Linked DNA regions of Homo sapiens: region 2 is linked to region 1. Evidence: chromatin contacts called from ENCODE Hi-C or POLR2A ChIA-PET data. All regions are on one chromosome and are shown on one strand. The core of a region is the stretch at or near the end of the contact, and the rest is flanking DNA. Distances in the headings are between cores, read along the strand shown. Region 1 overlaps PTBP3 (polypyrimidine tract binding protein 3). Region 2 holds the start of CDC26 (cell division cycle 26).

Region 1 (6,782 bases), core at 2,403-4,902:
CATCAGCTATCATTAATGTTAGCGTATTTTATGTGTGGCCCAAGAGAATTCTTCCAATGTGGGTCAGGGAAGCTAAAAGATTGGACGCCCCTGAATTCGATGAAATAATTTAAAGCTGACATGGAAAAAGACATGCCCACATTAAGCTAAGAGAATTTTTTAAAACAACACCTAAACAGAATTTTAGTGTTAGGTGACAGAATCAGATGTTAACTTTTTAATAACAACACCTAAATAGAATGACTGTTAAGTCCTAGTTTGCCTGAGGCTGTCACAATTTCGTACCATTGTTCTAGTATCCTGTATGCTTTAACGCTTTCATTTTTAAAAAGAATTATTATTAATAGTTACATTAAAATAAGCTAGAATGAGCTTGGTAGATCCAGTTCTTTTCATTCTGTCTCTATACTTGTTCACTTTCCCGAACATCTATGTTCCCATGGTCCCAAACACCATATAAGCTCCTGGTCTGGAAAAGGAGGTCCATTCATCCCCACCTCCCTACAACTCCAAAAACATCTGGATAAAGAAACCCTCCCTTCTCTGAAACTCTCCATGTCCATGGCTTCAGTTGTCAACTGTGTATGATACTATCAAATTTCTTTCATGATGTTGAGACCAGGGACCCACTGCCTATCTGTCATTTCCATTTGGATGTTCCAAAGGAAACTCAAACTCAATATATACAAATCTGAACCTGTGTCGTCCAACTCTGTTCTTCCTACATTCGAATAGAAATGAATGGCACAACCATTCATTACCATTCATCTACCCAATTATCTAAGTCCAAGTTCAAAACCTGGAAATCAATGGTGATATCCCTTATTCAAACATTCAATTAATCATCAATTACTATCAATTTTATCTTCTATAAGTTATTCAATTTTCTTCATCACACTACCACTGCCACAGTGCCAGTTACCATCCTTTATTAGGATTACAGCAATAATCCAAATAAAGGATAATAATAATAATAATAAATCCTCTTCACTGCTCACTCTCTTTCCAGTACTGCACTCCTTCAATTCACTTTACGGCCACTAAATTTCAAGAACATTTATTTTAAAATCACGTGGTACCTTATGGTACGTAAATTACTTCAATTTTTAAAACGTATCGTCTTATACTTTAATACTTCTATTCAAGTCCATCATCACTCAAGTTTTGTTTTTTGTTTTTGAGATGGAGTCTCGCTCTGTCCCCCAGGCTGAAGTGCAATGGCACGTTTCGGCTCCCTGCCACCTCCGCTTCCCAGGTTCAAGCAATTCTCCCTGCCTCAGCCTCCCAAGTAGCTGGGATTACAGGTTCCCGCCATCACACCCAGCTAATTTTTGTATTTTTAGTAGAGACGGGGTTTCGCCATGTTGGCCAGGCTGGTCTTGAACTCCTGACCTCAGGTGATCAGCCAGCCTCGGCCTCCCAAAGTGCTGGGGATTACAGGCATGAGCCACCACACCTGACTTCAACCCAAGTTTTAGATCTAGCTCTTTTACTCAATAGTTCTGGGTCACCAATTTATTGACAGTATTTTTATCAAAATTATGTAACACAAAGAACATCAATCAAAAAACTGAATCATCAAATTAGATCCAAATGAATCCTTAAAATTTGAGAGGTATAACTAGTGATTTCACCTATGTAAACAGTATATAGTACTTTACCGAAACAAATTTTAGCTTTTGTTATGAACAGTGGCACTTCAACATGATATAAGCAAAATAAGAGCATTGTAAAAAAACAATTTGAAACCCACAGAAATCAAATATTAAAAAAAAAAAAAAAACTCACCATACACACCTGTAGAAGGAGTAGAACTATTCATGGTAAAAGGTCCGTTAATGATGCCAGAAGAAAGAAGCTCATCAGATCCCCGCTGAAAAGCAAAACCAATGTTTGGTTAATAAACCAAGTTTTAGATAATGGTCCATATTTACTAAAAGTATTAAAAGCTAATAATATTACTTCATCTTTGTATGAAGACATTAAAGGGGGAACTCCTCAAGAATCACAAAATCAAATGAACTGCATAGCAAGAAAAAATTACTGCAAATCCACAACTATATAAACACAACTGCCACCACAGAAATGGGGACATAATCTTTAAATTCTTTCTAACCAAACGCAGGTTTCCAAAACATAACATCTGAAAGTGCCAAACCATATTTAGGGGGTTGCATTATGACATTGTTTTTGTAGCATATATTTGTATGCAAATAGTTTGTACAGTCCTCCCTAAGAATCCTGACTTTTCAATACCAACGTATTTTTTTAAGTAGAAAATATACTTCATTTCCATACTGGCCAAATTCTTTATAATCAATAACTTTTTATCCATTAATCCTCCAAATGATCTTTAATGCAGACTATTTCTTAAACAATTGTTTAAGTAATTTACTCTTTTTTTCAGGTAAGAGTTTTGATCAACTTCCAAATCTGAACTGGCAACACTAAAAAGTAACTCAGAGAAGTCTTTTCATTGTAATGTAAGATCTACCACCAACATTTAAAAGATTACTTTCAGGAAGGACAATAAATACTATGTACAAAGTTAAAACCAACCTATTTTAAATAGTACTATTGGTTTACCTTGGCCAATTTTTAAGAACAAGTGTTTTGATACACTGGATAATAAAAATTAATCCCCAAACAATCCTACAAATATTAGAACAGCAATAGTGCTACAGCACATATTTAATGTTTAAGTGTAGGTGCCACTTCTGTAGGGAACAACTTTAGCCTTTGCTGAAGAAAGACAAACCACCAATATATCTATATAATAGAAATACAATTATTTAAACAAGTCCTGTATTTAAACATCCAGAAATTACTCCCTTTGGATCTTTCACTGGAAGTTTATAGAGACATCTGGGAATAAGAAGAAGGAATTAAGTAAGCAGGATAAAAGAAAACTGAAAATCTCAACTCCCAGAAAAATCAAGATTAAGGCCTCACTTAAAGCACAGGTCTTCCTAATAAAATCTGAGATGTAGATATTATCAGGCTACATATGATAATTAACAGACTGTGGTTTGCTGGCTACCTGCAGATAAAGACACATTTTCACAGCTTTAAATGTATTAATAGTAAAAATTAAAACATACACAACATGATTTTTATATATGAGGAATTTGGTTAAATGCATTACTAACAGATATATCTTCCACACATATGAGTTAGCATCAGTATGTTTCTACCTATAAATCAAGTTAATATAAAGTTAGAAACCACTTGAAGGTGGTCACTTTAGCTCTTTCGAGATTTGCAGAAATGTATTTTTTCAAGAATAACAAAAAGCACAAGTATAAAGCAAAAATACTGATAACCTAGATAACATTAAAATTAACAATTTTATTTAACAAAAGACATCATTAGGAGAATAAACAGACAAGTCATGGAATAAGAAGATATCTGCGATATGTAAAACCAACAAAGGGTTTATATCCAGCACGTACTAAGAAAAAGAAAAAAGGAAAAACAAAACACTAGAAATCAGTAAGAAAAACCCAAGATAACAGAAAAATGACAAGAGACTTTAACAGCCATCTCACAAAGTGGTGGACTATGTCACTGTTCCAGAGTATTTGTACCCTCTCCTTTTCCTGAACAAGAATTATTCATCCCCATCCATGGCCATGTGACTTGCAATGCCTCCAGTGGGAAGAGTATAACTCCCTCCCCCCATTGACAACACAGTTTTGTAATATCCTTTGGCAAATGGAACATGAATGGACATGACCTATACTTAATCCAAACAGTAACTTCAAAAATCAGTCATTTCTGCCAGTTTTTTCTCTTTCCCTCTGAAATAAGAGCATATCTCAAATAGGAGGTACTCTTTCAGCCTGATTCTCAGAATAACAAGTGTAGCTCCATAACAGCTACCACCATTGTAAGTGAACAAGAAATAAATGTTTTTTTAAACAATTTATAAATGACTAATACCATATCCAATCAAACTAAAGATATTTGACCGCATCCTCATTGGTCATCAGGGAAATGCAAGTTAAAACCACAATGAAATACTGTAAAATTAAAAAGATGGACAATATCATGTTAGTAATAATGTGGGGTGACAAAAACTCTTATATGGGAGTTAAGTATAATTTAGTGAGAGTGTAAATTGGTACCACTTGGAAAACTGTCTGATCCAATCTATTAAAGTCAAATATATGAATATCCTAGGATCCTTACATAGTCTACTCCGATGCATAAACCCCAAGATATTGCCTGCTTGTGTGCACCTAGACATATAAGATTGTCTTCAGCAGCATTATTTGTACTCGTCAAACTGGAAACAACTAAATGCCATCAACTGCAGAATAACTGAGTAAATGTTTGTAAATGCATGCAATGACTATACAACAATGAGAATGAACTACGGCTCCACATAACACAGATAAATCTCACAAACCTAAAACGTCAGTCACGGCCGGGCGTGGTGGCTCACGCCTGTAATCCCAGCACTTTGGGAGGGCTTGGCGGGCGGATCACAAGGTCAGGAGATCAAGACCATCCTGGCTAACATGGTGAAACCCCGTCTCTACTAAAAATACAAAAAATCAGCCTGGCGTGGTGGCGGGCGCCTGTAGTCCCAGCTCCTCAGGAGGCTGAGGCAGGAGAATGGCGTGAACCCGGGAGGCAGAGATTGCAGTGAGCCGAGATCACGCCACTGCACTCCAGCCTGGGCGACAAAGCGAGACTCCGTCTCAAAGAAAAAAAAAAAGTCACAAAGAATACACGCTATATTGTTGCATTTATATGGGGTACAAAAACCCGGGCACAGTGGCTCACACCTGTATTCCCAGCACTTGGGAGGCCAAGGAGGGAGGATCACTTGAGGTCAAGAGTTCAAGACCAACGTGGGCAACATAGGGAGACCCCATCTCTAAGTAAATAAAAATAAAAACAAAAAAAATGGATTATCAAAACCAAAAGCACGAATGGCAATAAATAAATAAATAAATAAACTGAACTTTGTCAAATATAAAAACTTTTGTGTTTCAAAGAACACCATCAAGAGAATAAAAAGACAACATGGAGAATGGAAGAAAGTATTTACAAGTCACACATCTCACAAGAAACTGGTACCTAGAACACCTAAGAACCCTTAAGATCAACAATAAAAAAAGACAACCCATTGGATTTGAAAAGGTATTTCTCCAAAGAAGGCCAGTAAGTACATGAAAAGATGCTCAACCTAATTAGTCATTAAGGAAATGCAAATCAAAAGCCACTTCAAGGAAAAATTAAGACCATGATACTACCACTTAACTATCAGAACACCTAAAATAAAAAGTTACAATATCAAATGCAGACCAGGATGTGGAAAAAATAGATCTCTCATACATTGCTGGTAGCAATGTAAAATGGTACAGACACTCTGGAAAGTAGTTTGGTGTTTTCTGAAAAAAAGAAAAAAAAAAACAAACAAAAAAACTAAACATACACTTAGCAACCTCAAAAGATAATATGCTCTATGATTTCACCTACAGTATTCTCAAAATGACAAAAATTATAGAGATGGAAAACAGATTAGTGGTTGCCAGGAGATAGAGATGGTTGGGTGGAGGTGGTAGGTGATTATAAATGGTACCATAAGGAGATCTTTGTGGTGATGGATTAGTTCTATATCTTGACTGTGATGGTAGTTATGTGAATCTACATATGCAATAAGATCAAACAGAACTATATACAGGCACTGTCCCAATACCAATGCTTCTGTTTTGATGGTGTACTATAATTATATAAGATGTAACCACTGGAGGAAACTTAGTGAGGGGCACACAGGACCTTTCTGTACTATCTTTATAACTTGCCATGCATCTCTAATTGTTTGAAAAGTTTAATAAAATTAAAATTAAAAAATAAAATATAGGACAACAGGTACTTCATTCTCAGCCAAAGGATTCCTACTGGCTTGAGAGTCCTGCTGTCTTCACTAACAGTCATCACTAACACCTGTGTTCAACCCTGCCACAGCCCGCTGTTACAGATCATCCTCAACACTGTGCTTCTGTACAACAGTGGTCCAGAAGGCATCCCTTCAAAGATAAGCAGAACAAAAAGAAAAGAAAGGAACATTACAAAACGCAGATAACATATACCAGAAACTACACAAATTTCAATTGACAGCAAATAGCTTTTTGTAAAATGAAAAAAAACATTGACCTAATACCCTCTCTACAACAAAACTATAAAGGGATACAACAGCTCAAGGGAAAGGCAAATAAGAAATCTACCAAAAGAGTTAAAGGAAAAATTGACGAGAAAAAAGAATACGGCAGTATCTTGAAAGTCAAACATTTGAGAAGTCAAAAGCGCAAACACCTTTCTACCATCCAAACAAGTTACCTGCTGTGAGGAACCAACTCTTTTCATATTTTTGACATAAAAAAACTGGAAAGAAGAAATGTACAGGAAAGCACTTTATCTTAGAGACACTTGAGATTACCAGAAAGGCACCTAGACGAGGTGTTAAACTGTTAACACAGGCCCCAGACAAGGGCTAAGAATCCCAAAAGCTGACTATATTCTTCATCTTTTTTTTTTTTTTTTTTTTTTTGGAGACAAGGTCTTGCTCTGTCACCCAGGCTGGAGTACAGTGACACGATCTTAGCTCACTGCAACCTCCGCCTCCCAGGTTCCAATGATTCTCGTGTCTCAGCCTCCTGAGCAGCTGGGATTACAGGTGTCCGCCCACAACACCCAGCTAATTTTTGCATTTTTGGTAGAGACAGGGTTTCACCCTGTTGGTCAGGCTGGTCTCGAACTCCTGACCTCAA
Region 2 (6,480 bases), core at 305-2,804, 980 kb after region 1:
ACAGTCAGTAAATGTTTGTTGACTAGAAGGTGAGATCATTCTTGAGCACCGTGCTGTTTTTCCATTCCCATTCTTTACATTCTTATTTTAACACAAAAACCCTGTGAAGTTGACAAAATGATTCCTATTTCACACATAAAGAAGTCATCGAAGCAAGCTGTTCAGTTTGGTTAATAATTTTAGCCTCCTATAAAAATTATAAAGGTCAACATGATAAGCATTAAGTGAAAATGATGGAAGTGAAAACTCCTTGAAAGTATGTACAGATACAAATTATTACACGTATCTAGGATGAAACTAAGGACTGTGAAGTATACAAAGGAAGAAATAGTTCCTTCTCCCATGAAGCTTAGGATACTACAGGTGATATTATCAACACAAAACACTGGCACATTACATTTCAAATTCCTTTGTACTAAATCAGGCATTATCTTCTACCAGATTCCAATGCAGACAAATGGTAGAGAAAGCCAAAGTTCCAAAGAGGGAAAGAGAGGGATAGGGATACCTAAAAGGGGGAAAAAAAAATCTATACATTTTACCTTTTCTGCAAACTGCAAAAAACTGGCCACTAGGGAGCAGTATAGATTAACAGTTAAAAGTGCTGGCTGTAGAGGTTAAAGGGCACAGGTTTTAATCCCACTACACCACCGATCCTGAACAATTCGTTTCATTTCTCACTAGACCTTAGTTCCCTCATCTGTATCCTACTCTGCTGTTGTAGGAAGTCAATAACGTAATACAGAGTAAGCTCTTGGAATATTATTTGGCATTTAATAAATGTTCAATAAATAACATCTATTATTGCTGTAATTGTTCTAGGGGGTTGCATGAGGATCTGGCCAGCTAGGGAAACGTCAATATTTTGAGGATCTCCCACCGCCCATGTGGGGATAAAAACCTTATCCTGTTCGTCTCTAATGCCCCAGCATCCAGCAGGGCAGAGAGACGTACAGAGTTACCTGACACCTTCCTATCCATCATCTTACTCTCAATCTGATACAAAGACCAGGCTGAAGACAAATCAACAAAATCAGGCCGAAGCTCCTCCGCCGGGTCTTTATTTGACTTTGGCACTAGCGGGCTCTTCTAGCTTAATCTCCCGCCGCAGCCCAAATCCACCGCCGAGCCATCAAGCTCAGAGGGGGAGCCTGGGAAGACTTCCGGACCATGGAGGAGAACAGTCCTCGTCCCCTAGCTCCAGGCCTGTACCTCGGAGCCCAGGCAAGGGTTTCTATGGTAACATGGTCCTCGGCTCCAAGAAGACGTAAACGCCCCCGTACGCCCGGGGGGCACAGCGGACCCCGGAAGCCCTTGACTCGCTCCAGAGTTCAGCCCCGAGCCGCGCGAGTCGACTCACCTACCTCTTTTCAAGCCGGCCTAGCCCCTTCCCGGAACCTCGGCTCCCCCCCAACGAAACTACTGCTAAGCCAACTGGACTACACTTCCCAGACTGCTTGGAGCCTCTCTCTCCGCAGAACCTCGTCTTCCGCGAGCTTTTCCTGGAGGTTCTAGGAGGGATGCCCCTCAATGCCACGACGCCATTTCCTACTACGACTTCCATCATGCTCCGCGCCGCTCCGGGGGCGGTGACCCCTCTTGGCCCACGTCTTGTCAGTGACGCACTTCCTGTCAGTGACGCACTTCCCCTCTGCTGGGCGCGCGGTGGACGGTCTGAAAGGGAGTGTTCGGGTTTCGCTGGGGCCTCGCGGCTCCAGAGCCCAGCATGGCTTCCTCGCGAGCCTCTTCCACGGTACAGAGCCCGGGATCCCAGCTCACTCTGGCAGGGAGCGCTAAGGGGGAAGGGGATCTCTGCGGGAAGGGGCCGTTAAGGAGCGGGAGAAGGCGGTGGAGGGCTGAGGAGGAAGGCTGCGGGACTCAGCGGTGTCCTACACAGCGGACCACCGTTTTCCTGATCCCTAAGCGCTTTCGTGGACTGTAGCTTATTTGCACCTCTCCCACTACAGCCCCAAAGGGCAAGCATCTCTTCCGACTCATCCAGTAACGGTGCTCTGAAATAGGGAAGTGTCTTGGCCAAGGTTTATGCCTTTGGCAGATCTCAGAATTTTAATGAGACCTACTAACTCCTACTACCTCACGTCTAGGAACGTTTGAAATGTATACACTTGTAATGTTGTAACTTGTTATCCTTTAGCACCGCGTTGGTTATTTCATCTATCCTTAGTATTTCCCCAGTGATAAGCAGTAATCCGGGAAGCATAAAACACGAGATTGAACACTTCCAACGGAATGAAGTAAACAGATTTCAGAGCAAACCTTTCATAGGAAAATACCCGAGAGAACCTCACTAGTTTTATTAATCCCATCAACCAAAGTGAGGGACTGAAACACCCTCACCCTACCTTCACCTCCTCAAATCAATGAAGAGCGTCTTAAGTAGTGTCCAATTTGTCCTTTCAATTACAGAGGAAACAGGACTGTGAAACTCAGGGTGAGCTTCATCCTCTGGTGAAGTCCGGTAAATTGCCAAGATTAAACCTTAGTTTAATGCAGATCTTTGATTTAGCAGGCAACCAAAACTAAAGCACCCGACGACTTAGTTGCTCCGGTCGTGAAGAAACCACACATCTATTATGGAAGTTTGGAAGAGAAGGAGAGGGAGCGTCTGGCCAAAGGAGAGTCTGGGATTTTGGGGAAAGACGGACTTAAAGCAGGGATCGAAGCTGGAAATATTAATATAACCTCTGGTAAGATGCAAATTGTGAGCCCATCTTTACCTCTTTGTGTAATGAATACCTTTCTAAACTTAAATACCACAGTTTTATAATGTCAAAAAATTACAATTTTTTTTTTTTTAAACAGAGTCTCGCTCTGTCGCCAGGCTGGAGTGCAGTGGTGCGATCTTGGCTCACTGCAACCTCCGCCTCCCGGGTTCAAGCAGTTCTCCTGCTTCAGCCTCCCGAGTAGCTGGGATTACAGGCGCACACCACCACGCCCGGCTAATTTTTGTATATTTAGTAGATATGGGGTTTCACCATGTTGGTCTGGCTGGTCTCAAACTCCTGACCTTGTGATCCGCCCGCCTCGTCCTCCTAAAGTGCTGGGATTACAGGTGTGAGCCACTGTGCCCGGCAGAATTTCAATTCTTAAACTTGCAGCTATAAGGCTGTATTTTGCCTACCCCCTTATTATCATGCAGAGAGCCTTTTTCTTACAATCTGTTATATAGTTTTTCTTCTATGAGTGAGCAGTCTTATCAAAAATTCAGTGTACATTTGGATTCAGATTGATTCCATTTGTCTTCTGGAGATCTAACATAGTTCTGGCATTGGTTTGCAGCTAGAGTGGTTCATGATATTCTCCCTTTTGAAGTTTTGTAATTATTTTTTACCCAAAGTGAAATCTTTTTGTGTGTGTGTGTGTGTGTGACAGGGTCTCACTCTCTTGCCCAGGCTGGAATGCAGTGGCGTAACCTTGGCTCACTGCAACCTCTGCCTTTTGTGTTCAAGGGATTCTCCTGCCTCAGCCTCCCGATTAGCTGAGATTACAGGTGCCCGCCACCACACCCAGCTAATTTTTGTATTTTTAGTAGAGACTGGGTTTCACCATGTTGCCCAGGCTGGTCTCCAACTCCTGACCTCAAATGATCCGCCCACCTCGGCCTCCCAAAGTGCTGGGATTACAGGCGTGAGCCACTGCACCTGACTGAGCTATCTTTTTTTATTATAAAAGTAATAGTGGCCAAGCCTGGTGGCTCACACCTGTAATCCCAGCACTTTGGGAGGCTGAGAAGCGGGAGTCTGGCTTGAGCCCAGGAATCCAAGACCAGCCTGGGCAAATAGTGATACCCCATCTCTACAAAAAGTAGAAAATTAGCTGGGCATGGTGACACGTGCCTGTATTCCCAGCTAATTGGGGTTCTGAGGTGGGGGTTCAAGGCTGCAGTGAGTCATGACTGTGCCACTGCACTCCAGCCTGAACAACAGAGCGAGACCCTGTCTCAAAAAAAAAAGTTATTTTCTTTTAAAAGATCAATGTATAAATGTGTGAAGTAGAAAATCCTGTATTTTTAAAATTAATTGATTGTATATCTTTCTGAGAATTTTAATACAGCTAAAAAGTATGTAATTTTTTCCATAAATGAAAACACAATACGTAAATTGTTGTATAACCCCCATTTTTCATTTATATACCATTGAGGATATCTTTCCATGTCAGTAATGAGAGGTCTACTATATTTTAAAAATAAAATTATGCATATTTGTCCTAAGAAATTCAGACAATGCCAAAGGGCATAAAATGAAGACTCCTCTGCAGTAGGGACATCTGTCAGGTTTCTTATTGATCCTCCCACACATTTTCTAAACACATGCACTGTAGCCTAGTGACTTTTTAAACTTTTAATACTGTTTTTAAACATAACGTCACCACTGTACCTCTCATTTTTTATCACACTTGTATTTTGGTGTGGGTTTCAAAACTATTGCTAGATTATCCAGAAATCCTTATAGTTGTGGAACTCTCATTTTCCTGGTAATTATTTGCAGTTTAGTAGTTAATGATTTGTTAAGTATCCCTATACTGGGTCTCCTTTCGAGAATAAATAGCTTTGGCTGTTGTTACAATAATGTTTCTGTTACATCTTCTGGATAGACAGCCTAGTTAACTCATTTGCAAAAGATGTTCTGTACTCTTACTTGCTGGTCTCAGCCAAAGTGTGTGTTTATATAGGCACAAAGTTAATAAATGAAACAAGAGGTGGCTTGAACCATTTTCTTGCCTTTTGAAGCTGTGTCATTTAGGTTTATGTGTTTGGCATAATTTAATAAACTGAAAAACAGTAAACTATAAAATGTGTAATAGACAGTTACTTTTCCCTCAGGGCATACACAGACTGCAATTACTAGAAATTATTTCTCTCTATTTGAAGAAGATCTGCTGATGTTGCCTGTTTTCTTTTTAATAGGAGAAGTGTTTGAAATTGAAGAGCATATCAGCGAGCGACAGGCAGAAGTATTGGCTGAGTTTGAGAGAAGGAAGCGAGCCCGGCAGATCAATGTTTCCACAGATGACTCAGAGGTCAAAGCTTGCCTTAGAGCCTTGGGGGAACCCATCACACTTTTTGGAGAGGGTCCTGCTGAAAGAAGAGAAAGGTTGCCTTTCTAAATATTTACTTTTTTTCTTTATTATAATCACAGGGTTCTACTCCAAATTTTGGTTGATCATTTAGTTGAACTTTAATAGAATGTCTCAAATCATGTTAACAATATCTTACTGTGTTTATATGAGTTAGCCCATAATCTGTCTTAGGCCAATTTTTACCGCACTATTAATGTTTCTTTTTTGTGTTTGTTCGTTTTTGTTTTGTTTTGTTTTGTTTTGTTTTGTTTTGTTTTGTGTTTTGAGACAGAGTCTTGCTCTGTCACCCAGGCTTGAGTGCAGCGTCGTGATCTCGGCTCACTGCAGCCTCCGCCTCCCGGGTTCAAGCGATTTTCCTGCCTCAGCCTCCCAAGTGGCTGGGATTACAGGCACCTGCCACCACATTTTTCTTTTTTGTATTTTTAGTTATTTTTTATATTTTTGTATTTTTAGTAGAGACAGGGTTTCACCATGTTGGCCAGGCTGGTCTTGAACTCCTAACCTCAAATGATTTACCCACCTTGGCCTCCCAAAGTGCTGGGATTACAAGCGTGAGCCTTCGTGCCTGGCCCGTTTTTCTTTATAGACTTGGAAGAGGGTGCTAACATGCTCCCTTGCCTCCCCTCCCCAGTGCGAGTTTTGAATTGGATAAACATTTGTTGTTGGGCTTTGAAAATTGAGACATCAAATGCATTCCATATCAATGACATAGAACAATGATAAATGTTTCTTGGATTTTATTGAAGAGGGGTACCATCCTCAGATAATGCCCTCTTGTTATTTGCAGGTTGCGAAGTCTTAGTTGTGGTCTAGTCACACACAATTATGAGGAGCCCCTCTGGTCTCTCTGTCCACTGTCTCATCTACCCTTCATCATCCAGCTTGTTGGAAGGGTTTTTTCTATTACTCCCTTGAGGTCCTTACCCTTATTTACTCTTCAACCTGCTGCAAACTGACCAACCCCTACCACATTAAAATTGCTCTTTGTTAAGATCACCAATCCACCTTTACTAAGAATAGCCCTAGTATACTGCCAGCCACTCCTCCTTGAAATACTCCCTCCTTGAACTACTCCCTTTCCTTCACTCTCCTAATAACAAATCCTCTTGATTTTCCTCTTCTCTCACTAGCTAATTCTTCTCACTTACCTTCTAAACCTCTTTTTCTCTGCCTGCCCTTTACAGGCTGCCTTTTTCTCTACTTGCCCTTGGTGATCAGCTCTACTCCCATGGCATCATTCACTGTGTGTTCTGATGATTCCCAAATCTCTCACTGCAGCTTAGGTATCCCACAGGTACTTCAAACTTGAGACATCTGAATTGAAATATTTCCCCACCTCTCTCCTATACTCATACAATTCTTAGTTGAAAATCTGCCTAG

The links. A loop is a pair of places that touch in the nucleus more often than their neighbours do. ChIA-PET counts read pairs that join two places held with the same protein, here RNA polymerase II (POLR2A). Pooled maps may share reads with other maps.
Region 2: a pooled map of heart left ventricle shows a loop between it and region 1 (3-fold over the local background). The contact joins the promoter of CDC26 here to the enhancer-like site in region 1. A Hi-C loop is called at or near these places in 1 of 50 pooled maps. POLR2A ChIA-PET finds 5 or more read pairs at or near these places in 2 of 52 experiments (AG04450 and OCI-LY7).

What each region holds. Positions count from the first base shown.
Region 1 is chr9:112,296,044-112,302,825 of GRCh38, forward strand. PTBP3 (polypyrimidine tract binding protein 3) reads right to left here. Exons shown (of 14, transcript NM_001163788.4): 2 at 1,789-1,873. The coding sequence starts at 1,822. Among named protein-coding and RNA genes, the nearest start is that of PTBP3, 34 kb to the right of the region's middle. Within about 2 kb of position 3,653, at least 2 of the 41 ENCODE cell types and tissues checked have a DNase peak (open chromatin) inside an H3K27ac peak, as active enhancers do.
Region 2 is chr9:113,274,018-113,280,497 of GRCh38, forward strand. CDC26 (cell division cycle 26) reads right to left here and starts at 1,555. Exons shown (of 4, transcript NM_139286.4): 1 at 1,365-1,555. It overlaps PRPF4 (pre-mRNA splicing tri-snRNP complex factor PRPF4), which reads left to right and starts at 1,641. Exons shown (of 14, transcript NM_001244926.2): 1 at 1,641-1,753; 2 at 2,531-2,708; 3 at 4,928-5,114. The coding sequence starts at 1,727. RefSeq lists enhancers at 666-1,521, 1,289-1,628.